Linked DNA regions of Homo sapiens: region 1 is linked to region 2. The links are chromatin contacts, found by Hi-C or POLR2A ChIA-PET in ENCODE. All regions are on one chromosome and are shown on one strand. The core of a region is the stretch at or near the end of the contact, and the rest is flanking DNA. Distances in the headings are between cores, read along the strand shown.

Region 1 (5,237 bases), core at 1,462-3,961, 110 kb before region 2:
GTTCCAAAGGCTGGAATTTGTGGAGCTTCTTTCTTACTTGCTAACAGATTTCTAGCACATAGACTCATTTGCATTCACAATTTCAATAGTCAAAAACTTTCCAATGCTAAAACCTCATTTTCTGAAGCTAATTTAGGTCTCATTTTCATTAATAGCTTGGCAACAATCACGCAGTGGAAATTTCTCCCAGGTCGAAGAAAGAGCCCCGGTTGGGGAATCAGGATGTGTGTGAGCTCCTGCTGTGTGTCTCTGGATAAGTTGAATCACCTCTCTGGTCTGTGGTTTTTCTCCACAGTCAAATGAGGGGACTGGGTTAGCTCTGTGTTTTTCCAAACATGATTCTATAACTCCTCTGTAGAATACAGTATGCAAAAAGATGGAAATACTTGTTATTCAGAAAAGAATGCTTTTGGCCAGGTGGGGTGGCTCCTGCCTGTAATCTCAGCACTTTGGGAGGCAGATGAGGGCAGATCACTTGAGGTCAGGAGTTCGAGACCAGCCTGGCCAACATGGCAAAACCCCCTCTCTACTAAAAATACAAAAATTAGCTGGGCATGGAGGCGCACGGCTGTAATCTCAGCTAGCTGGGAGGCTGAGGCAGGAGAATCGCTTGAACCCAGGAGGTGGATTGGAGGTTGCAATTTTTTGAAAGTGTACAGAGTCTAATGAGTTTGCTGGATTCAAGTTAATCAGGGTTTTGTTACCATTATTTATTTATTGTCCAACATGTGTGCTTTGGGCCTTTCCTATAACAGAGTACCTGCAGACCCTCTAAGAGGAGGCTTTTTTTTTCATGGCAATTTTATCAAGTCCTTTGAAGCACAAGAGTTCCCAGGAGCGTAGAATGGGAAACTCTGGCAGGCATGGGGCCTAGGTCTCCTCTGTGTCACACTCTGGGACTTCTGTGACTCCAAGAGATAAGAAATAAAGGAGGCTGCTCTAGAGACATCCTCTTAGCCTTAAGCTTGGATCACTCACTTCCTCTGAACATCACCATGCTTTTGTTCAGAGGCACTCAAAATCCACCTTGGGGACTTGACCTTACCACTACTTGTCCAGGAAACCTGTTCTGGCCACAATGACACTCACCAGGCCCTGTGTCATTGCCCCAGCCAACCTTTGCCCCCTTCCCCTCTTCCTGGGTAAGCCCCTAAGCCCCTCCCCTCATCCTTTGCAGCACCCTCTCACATGCCACCTTGCTCAGAGGCAGCAGTCTCCCACCCCGGAACAAGCCCCAGGCTTGGAATCAGAGCCAGACGCAAGCTCTGTCTTTGTGCCTTGGTTATCTGGTTCTGGATCAAGGACTGAACTTTTTTCCGCTTTACTTTCCTAAGACAAAAATGAGAGAGGATCACGGTACTGACTGTCTTGCTTTGGGGCAAAGATTAAAGGGGCTTGAATATCTTGTCTTAGCCAAAGTTTTCTACAAAGCAAGGCCTGAGGTAAAGGCCTGTGTGCTACTGCTCTTTTAAGCAGTGTGATGCGAGGGCCGCAGGAGTGAGGGAAACGATAGGCAAAACTGGAGACAGGAAAAGCCAACGCAAGGATGCGGGAGAATTCAGCCACCCAGTGGCATCAAGAGCAACTGAGTGCTTGATGTCATGAGAAGGTCTCTCAAAAGGCTATGTAGGCCAGGTGCGGTGGCACATGCCTGTAATCCCAGCACTTTGGGAGGCTGAGAAGAGCAGATCACTTGAGGTCAGGAGTTCAAGACCAGCCTGGCCAACATGGCAAAGCTCCGTCTGTACTAAAAATACAAAAATTAGCCAGGCATAGTGGCCGGAGCCTGTAATCCCAGCTACTGAGGAGGTTGAGGCATGAGAATCACTTGAACCCAGGAGGCAGAGGTTGCAGTGAGCCAAGATCATGCCATTGCACTCCAGCCCAGGTGACAGAGCGAGACTCTGTCTATAAAAAAAAGAAAAAAGAAAAAAAAGGACCCTACGTAGCAACTACTTCTTAAGACAGTCTATCCAGAAAGAGGTGAGAAGAGGAATTTACCCGTGGGCTCCAGTATCTTATGGCTCAAAGGATTGCCCCTGGTGTGTTCACTCCCCCAGGTCTCCTGGTTGCACATGTGTGCCTGCTGAGTGGGTCTTGCTGCATTTCAAGTGTCACCAGCAAGAGGAAAGCTCCACAGCAGAAGTGATGTGTGCACAGACAGGAGATGCACTGCTTTGAGGTTGTACCTACATTCAGTTGTTCAGAGTCACATGAAGTTGGTCATTGCAGGGGAATGTGAGGGGCAAAGGTCTAAGACCCCAGAGATATGGGTGGTTGAGAGGCTTTGAGGATGGTGTAAGAAGTGTCTCTGTGTCACCCTGTACCACCCACAGAGGCATCTACCCTTCCATCACATCCAGCTCCCATACAATCTGGGGCCTCTGTGTTTGGTGTGAACTGAATGTCCCTGCTTTCTCTAAGAAGTGGGTACAAGTCCAATGACTACAGAGTTTCCTTGGGATCTCTGAGATGACCTAAGGCAAGAGGTTAATAAAACAAGACACAGTGCCTGCACCTGTCCTGAGGCCCTTATGGGTACTCATCAGATCTCCCCTCCATTCCCCAGTCTCCATGTCCCTCACCCTCAACCGGCAATTTGTCTGCTCTGTGCTGCTTACTGAGCAGGATGACTCAGACCTTCATCCCGAAGAGGTCTGAGCCCTTGGCTTGTCCTGTTCTTATTGAGCTGTTGTTGCTGCAATTGCTGACTCACAAGTCCCTTTCATCAGGCAAAAGAACACCAAGAGACTCGCAGAGAATCCCTGCTGTGAAAAGCAACAGGACTTGGCCCTCACAATAATCTGGTGAATTATCCTGCCAGGATGGTAACTCCTTTCATCACTGCTAGTCCACTAGAAAACTAAAGTGACAGGTAGCTGTCACAGCTTCAAATCCAGTGGGACCTTTACAGTGTCACCTGCAGGAAATACTAGCCCCACAACAGAAACATTGGCTGTCTGTGGACCATGACCCCTAACCTCACAGAGCCTAAGGTTTGTGGCAAGTGTAAATCCTGCTAGAGGGTCACTAGGAGTGATGGCAACAGGGAATGGACGTTCAGCCCTGGCTTCCCAGACCCATGGATTCCAGCAGTAGGAAGACAGCACCATTTATTGCCTGTTGGTTAGGTGCATAGACAACATGCTAAAGACAGTCCTCCAGTCCCACAGGGGGTGGTCCCCAAGCTAGCACCTGAGCTCAGCCTTTCACAGGCCATTTCACCATTGTCATGGGCCACTGCTTCTCTGTAATGGGTACACAAGAAGATTAGGGGAGTCCATGGCCATGTGCCCATTGTCATACCTCTTTTGCAGTAGGGCCCACCCTTGATAGGAGTCACTGACGTAGGCGCTGCCATGTAGGTGGAGAAGGCATTCTGTGAGCCTTCATATGTGTCGGTGGAGGCACTGAGGGTAGGAGGACCCAGGAGGACAAATCCGTGTTCTCGTCGGGGTGGAATTTTAATTCTAATTTCCCTAACTCGAGTTCATAAGCAAAGCCAGAGCTGCGACTGAGACTGCTATAAAAAGAAACCTCCTTGACTTTATGCCCAAGGGAGCTGTGTTCCTTAACATTTGCGAAAAGGGAGGCTTCCTGATACATGAAGAAATTACATCTGTTTTTTGGGTTAAACACACACACACACATACACACATACACACACACACATACACGAGACACACACAATGTAGACTGGCTTCCTGTGCAGACAATGTGGGCTCAGTTTTCCGGAAAATAGTTACCCAGTTAGGAAATTCTCCAGTCAAGAAAGCCCAACCAGGCCATTCAGCTCTGGGGAGGGCACTCCGAGACAATGTCTGCTGGAGAAGCACGTTCAGTTTGTGGATTACCAGTGGGCACCAACATCCCCAGCAAGCTTCTACCTGAAGAGCTGGAAGCCACCAAGGAGCTCCAACACCACAGTGTGTCCTCCTAAGTCCACCGCATGCTCCTGCCGTGCACAATGCTTTGCAAACTGTAAAGAGCTCTCCAAATGCACAGCCATTAGCCTGGAGACTGGCCCCCAAAGAAATGGGCTTGGGAAGGGAAGGGACTGTGACATCCTGAGGAAAGCAGAGGTCCTTGGCATCCTGCCATGGCTGAGGGAAGTGAGCCATGCACAACTCCCTAGCTGCGTGCCGCACCTTATAGTCTGTACAGAGATCTGTCTCTGTGGCATTCATTTGAGCCTTTCTCCATCAAAAAAAGACCTCATTACTTCTGTTTGCTAATGTGAACCTGAAGCGCAGGAGAGCTGACTCACTCCAGGTCATGCATGCAGTTAGTGGCAGAACTTCAGTTTGGGCCCATGTCTGTCTCTCCTAACCACTCTGCTCTCCAGCCTGTCATTCATTCATTCTCATCCCCCACTCATCCAAGACAAATCAAGACAGATACTGAGCAGACAGTGCACGCCCTGGAGATGGGGGCACAGGGAAGACATGAGCCTGTTTTCAAATGGCTGCATGGTCCTTCACCCTAAGGACCATGTAGCCATTAGGCAGGAGAATCAGAGGCTGAGATCTGGCCCCCTTTATTTATTGTCCAGTGACCTTTGTACTGGGCTCATGGTCATTGCTCCTGACATTTGCAAAGCACTTTACTGCAGGCAAATGCTTCCACATGCAACTTGTCAGTGGAGCTGGTGGGACCTGCATCGTGTCTCTGCTTTATAGACAAAGAAGCTGCCGTTACCGTGAATTGCCCGCCGTCCTTTGGCAGAGCTAGTGGCAAAGCCAGGCTCTGAGCTGGGCCTCCTGGCTCCAAAGCCAGTTCTCCTTCCACTCCGCCGCCTCTGAACACAGAGCAACATGGGTGAAACCTTTCATGCATCTCTCTCCTTTCCCCCTTGGCTTCTGAAACACAAGTGAGCCTAGGAAGGAGAGGTGACTGCCAGCAGCCTTTTAGGAGAGACGTTCCTGTACTCAACAGTTATTAAGTGTCCACAGCATGTGAAGCACTGCCTAGCCCATCGTGACAGCTTCAGATTGACATGATATTAGAAGGCAGCCGTGACTTGGGTACCAAAGGACTGGGAACACCAGCGTCAGGTCTCCCGCTGTGGCCACTGTCCTTTCACAGCCTCTGGGAACACCCCCATGCACACCCCGACATGGGAGGGCAGTCAGCTTCTTTCCCAGGTGCGGCCCACAAGGGCGACGGGGTGGGGACGGCCCCAGGAGAGCAGAAGCCCTCGGGGCTGCAGTGTGATTAAATTCTCTGTTGTGAGAAAG
Region 2 (5,178 bases), core at 51-2,550:
GGGGCGAGTCTGTGGGCTGACAGACTTGCCATCTGACTTACTCCAAACCTCTTGCAATACAGATGTGAGATGACAGGGAAGTGACTTGTCCAAGGTGACACCTGGAACCAGTGACAGCCTGTCCTCCAGCCTTCCCTAGTGCCTGTGACCCACACAGCACCTCTGTTTCACAAGTCAGCATGAATTGCATACACACCTCCCGGCCTGGCCCAGTCCCCAGCTGATATTTTTACCAAATGTCACAGCAGTTTGCAGGAAGGCCCAGGGTCTGGCTTGAGCCAGTAAATTATGATCGCTTGCCAGAGAGCTGTAAACAGGATTCTGATTAATGAATTCCTTAATGGCTGGGCCTGAGTGCAGACCTTGTCTGAGTGTCACCCCAGGCAGATACACGAGGAGGAATTGGCTGGGCAGTGGGAAGATTTGTGTCATGTCTTTGCCTCGGAAAGGGTGCTCCAAACCTGCTGGCCCTGAGCGCCTGAGTAACTACTCCTCCCTCTCTCCTAATTGTGGGCCTGCCGCATCTGAGTTCACGCCAGCCCGTGTGTGCAGAAGACCAGGGAAAGAGATGATTGAGCCTCGAGTGAAAATAGAATTGGCTGGCCTCCACTGTGATCTCAAGAAACTTGAAAATGCCCTGTCTGAATCCAAACAAAGAGCCGAGAAGCCTTTTTCCCCATGCTGGTGCTTTAAGGACCCCCTGCCTGAGGCCTGAGCCAGAGCAGAAAGCCCTGGAATCTCTACCTTTCTTAGTTGGGAATTGGAAACTCAGGCCACAGGAGCCAGACACACACTTGTCCAGACTCCCCAGGGATCTGGGAAGAATGGAAACATGGGAAAGTCACTGACCAGGAAACATCCTGCTGTGTGACCATGAGGCCAATCTCCTGACCAGTCCGGACCTTGCGTCCTCTTCTGTGACATGAAAGGCCTGGAGCACGTTGTTCACCCAGCACCTAGTACAGCCACAGGGGTGAGGTCAGAGCTAAGACCAGAGCAGGAATGGCAAGCAAACTGCGTGTGTGCCCCCGCCCCGCGACTGCACCCAGGGCAAACATCACCGATCGATCCTGGCCCTCCTTCCCACTGAGCTGGGGCCAGACCTCACAGCTTTTCTCACTGCAGAACTCAGGGCAGCACCACCAATCAATCACAGCCAGCAAGGGTGAGAAAATCGATCTGCCATCCCCAGACTGGAAGATTTGTCTTTTGTGCTCAGTCTAAGAGTGGCAGCTTGTGTGGCAGAAAGAACACTGGACGGGGAGTCGGGAGACCTAGCTAATTGTCAGGCTCTGCTGTCAGCTGGCCAGGGCACCAGGCCTCTCTGAATTCCTCAAAGTCCTTTTCTGCCCTGAGGTCATGGACGAGTAAGAGCAGGGTCTATTAATATAATCACAATGGGCGCTTATGTCTCAGGTACTGGGCAAAGCACTTCATGCCCTTTTCTCACTTAGTCGTCATAAAACTTGACAAGGGGGATTAGGATTGTCCCCATTTTGCAGAGAAGGAGATTGAGGTTCAGACAGGTTAAGTGAAAAGCTCAAGTTTACAACTAGCAAGTGTCCAAACTGAGAGTTAAACCCAGGCATCTTGTGGCAAATTAAATATGTCCACAATGTCTTTGAGGTTCCTTCCATCAAGAGGTGGGATCTGTTTCCCTCGTCCAGTCAATCTGGACTCACCATGACTAACAGGATGTGATGGAAAGGTACCAGCAAGTTCAGCAGCCTGGGCCCCAAAGGCCTGACAGCTTCTGCTCTTGCCCTTGGGATGCTGCCCCAAGGCTGCTTGTCTATCTTATTGGAGGGTGAGAGGACACTTGGAGGAGAACTGAGGCACTCCAGCATCAAACATGTGCATCAAGCCACGGTGGATTCCCCAGTCCAGCAGCCCTTCCAGCCCACCCTCCTGCTGAATGCAGCTGAGCGAATGAGCCCAGCAGAAAGCAGCAGAGGCACTGCCCAGACAACCTATAGAATTGTGAAAAATAAACCACTTAGTTTTTAGACTTACTTGTTATACAGCAATAGCTAACTGATACACAGTCCCACTCCAGAGCCACATACTGAATATTATGTGTGTGCTTCACAAGAGGCAATACCATGTAGTGGGCAAGAGAGTGTGGTCTTTGGAGCCAGGCAGCCTGGGTTAAAAGTGACTAAAATAGTGGCTGGCACTATGCTCACTAATGTTCTCCCTAAAGAATGGAAATTTCCAGGCTTACTGGGAGTCAGTGTTATTTACCCAGTGAGGGCTCCTGGGACCACAGCAAAGGTCCTGGCCATCTGCTGCCTCTTATGTCTTCACCTCAGGGAGAGAGACAGAGAGAGAGAGCGCGCGAGTGCAAGAGCGCACCGGAAGCCCCCAGGAGCCCCAAAAGGAACATCTGGGTGACCAACTCCTTTGGAGTTAGATCATGTGCAGACTTGCATGGTAGTCCAAGCAGATAGATACTGTTGGTTCCATGTTTCCCAGATGGGGAATCCAAGACCCAGAAAAATAACTAGCCCTGAGCCAGCCTCCTAATTCTTGGTCCAGAGCTTGTCCCTTTGTCTTAGTGCTGATGTAGTAACAGGGATCCCACCTGTCTGAGCCCATTCCTCAGCCTCAAGAGCATGGCAGAAGCAGACTCTGGGATTTCAGTTATCCACAACCAGCCTTCCTTGGTGTGTGGGTGGGGAAGATGGGGGCAGGATCAGCCCCTCTAAGGTCTCCTGCAACCAGAAACCCATAGTAACGAGGGTGGGCCAGACCCCAGTAGGATAGTAGAGCCCCTAGCTCGTCATCAGAAGGGGCCCCTTTGCCATCTCTTGGGTGTGCATTTTTCTCTCTCCTGGGTCCCTAGCTCTTGGTCGCCCAGCACCCACTCTCCTTCAATCTCTGTGAGGATAAGCCTCTCTTTTTCCTTTTTCAGTGAGGCTAAGAACCAGGCAGGGGAAACAAAACCTAAGACTTGCTGAACCCTCAGTGTGGGCCTGGTACAATGTAAACACTCTGCTTTAATTGACACAACAATGCCACCAGGGATGCCTTGTCACAAATGAGAAAACCAGGGCTCCAAGAGGCTAGGTGACTTGCCCAAGAAGATACATTTAGTAGGTGTCAGGGCTGCGATTTGAATCCAGAGCCACAGCCATTTCTCCCACACTGCCTGTTATCTCCCAGAGGAAGCAGAGAACCTGGCATGAAAACTCCAGTGTGGAAACAGCCAGTGGAAACTGCATTAATGAAAGGAGAGATTGAGCCAGGCCTGACCTCCGGGGCTGGTTCCTCAGCAACCTGAGCCCCGAGAGGAGCTGAGGAGAGACTTTCCCAGCATCCTCAGCAGCTGATTACCAGCTTCACTTTTTCCTTTTCCTCCTTAGATGTTTCCAGTGCTCCCATCAAGTGCTCCGAATCCAGCATATAGAGGAGTGCTGTACCTCAGAGCTGGCAGGACTGGGGTGGTGGGGGTGCTGAGAATGAACCTGCATGGTTCACTCACAGCCTATTGTCCTCCGGGCAGCTGCCTGGAAGCCCACTCCAGGAAGAGAAGGACCCCTGTCAGCTCCACATGTGGCTGAGGCTATGGTCCTCAATAGAATTAATAAATTGAGCACTACCGGGTGCTAGGCGCTGTGCCCTGATGTTCACATTCATGTCTCATATTGTCCCCGCAATAATCGCATGATACCTATCACTGATAATCCTCATGACATGTCCCCACTGTGCTAAATGCCGTCCATGTGTAGCCTCACTTCCCATGGTTCACATCAACCCCGTGAGAGAGTTCTCAGGAGTCCCCCACCCTCATAGTGTTGACCAAACCTCAGAAGGTGCAATGATGCCCCAAGGGGCTAAGTGATTTTCCCCCAGTTAGTAGGTGGCTACACAAGGTTTTAAATCCGGATCCATTTGACCCCCAAGCCAGTGCTCTTAAGCACCCTGCTCTGTGGGGTGTAGAGAAAACTAAAGCTTGGGGGGCAAGTGTGAGATCCCACTCTCCAGAGAGAAGGCCTGACCCATCCAGAGCTGCGTTGCTTCTGGTTGTGGCTTTCAGCCCAACCCAACCCCAGCAGGGCTGATCCATCTCTCAACCCACCCTCCCCAAAGGCATCTGAAACCAATCAGGGCCTGGGTCTCGGTCATTCTTCCAGCCTACTTGGTCTTTCATCCTCCCTCTTCTCTTATTCACGCCCTCTCTCCCACCATCACCACCACCACACACACACACACACACACACACACACACACTCTCACACACTCACACTCTCTCTCTCTCTCTCTCTCTGTCCCTCTCTCTCTTTCTCTCTCTCTCACACACACACACACACACTCTCTCTCTCTTTCTCAACATTCCTCTTCCTCACCCAGAAATAAAACAGGTATAGCATTGGGGTCAGGAGACTCAGGGCTCAATATTTTAGCTCCCCACTACTGTCTGTGTGACCCTGAGCAAGTCACTTGGTGCCCAGAGCTTTGGTTCCTAATCCTCAAAATGAAGCTAATGAGCCCTGTAGCCAGGCAGGGTAGGCCAGGAGAGGGGCTAGCTAGTCTTTGGGACAAGCCCGCATGGAGCCTGGTGCTCCACAGGGATCACTCTGCCTATTTTTCCTCCTTGCAGCCTCCCACATGGGAATTACTGGAGGCAGGGGTGCAGAGGGGTTCATTCAGAAGTGGAGACCTGGACTATGCCCGTCTTTTAAATGAAGAAGATGAGACTCGGAGAGGGGAAGTCACTTTCCTAAAAGCCCCAAGGCCAGTAAGAATTTGGACACACATTAGAATGAGCTCTGTGCAGGCACGAAGCCTGCTTTCATCCATTCATTCAGTTTGTGTTCCCTGAACACCTACTGTGTGCCAGACACCTTGCCCGGCAGAGGATTAGCAAGACGTTTCAAGGCACAGTCCCCCTGTCCCAGGTGACTGGGGAGGTGTCAAGGCCAGGTAAGATCATGGATAGGAAAGCACTTGCGAATGCCCAAGGACAGCGCGTGGCCACCTCTCCGCCCCCCACCTGCCTCGCTGCGTCGCTCAGGAGGGCTTTTCCTTGGCTGGATGGCCATGCCAGGAAGGAGGAGCCTGCAGGCTCAGAGGTTGCTGGCAGGCCCTATGGACCACCCTGCCACCAAGGAGCCTCTTCCTTCAAGCCCCCGTGATACCAGGTGTGAGATTCAGATTGCATTAGCAGGGGACCCT

Evidence for each region. Hi-C counts contacts between places; a loop is a spot of excess contacts on that map. ChIA-PET counts read pairs that join two places held with the same protein, here RNA polymerase II (POLR2A). Pooled maps may share reads with other maps.
Region 1: a loop to region 2 is called in a map of ascending aorta, with 2.1 times the contacts of the local background. The contact joins two enhancer-like sites. A Hi-C loop is called at or near these places in 5 of 168 maps with a recorded cell type or tissue (ascending aorta, heart left ventricle, heart right ventricle and 1 more) and 8 of 50 pooled maps. POLR2A ChIA-PET finds 5 or more read pairs at or near these places in 1 of 52 experiments (A673).

Annotation. Positions count from the first base shown.
Region 1 is chr15:70,269,050-70,274,286 of GRCh38, reverse strand. No RefSeq gene overlaps it. Among named protein-coding and RNA genes, the nearest start is that of TLE3, 170 kb to the right of the region's middle. RefSeq lists enhancers at 2,563-2,857, 4,592-5,237. Within about 2 kb of position 2,711, at least 15 of the 41 ENCODE cell types and tissues checked have a DNase peak (open chromatin) inside an H3K27ac peak, as active enhancers do; they include ascending aorta and heart right ventricle, where a contact is called at or near this core.
Region 2 is chr15:70,161,218-70,166,395 of GRCh38, reverse strand. No RefSeq gene overlaps it. Among named protein-coding and RNA genes, the nearest start is that of TLE3, 66 kb to the right of the region's middle. Within about 2 kb of position 1,300, at least 16 of the 41 ENCODE cell types and tissues checked have a DNase peak (open chromatin) inside an H3K27ac peak, as active enhancers do; they include ascending aorta and heart right ventricle, where a contact is called at or near this core.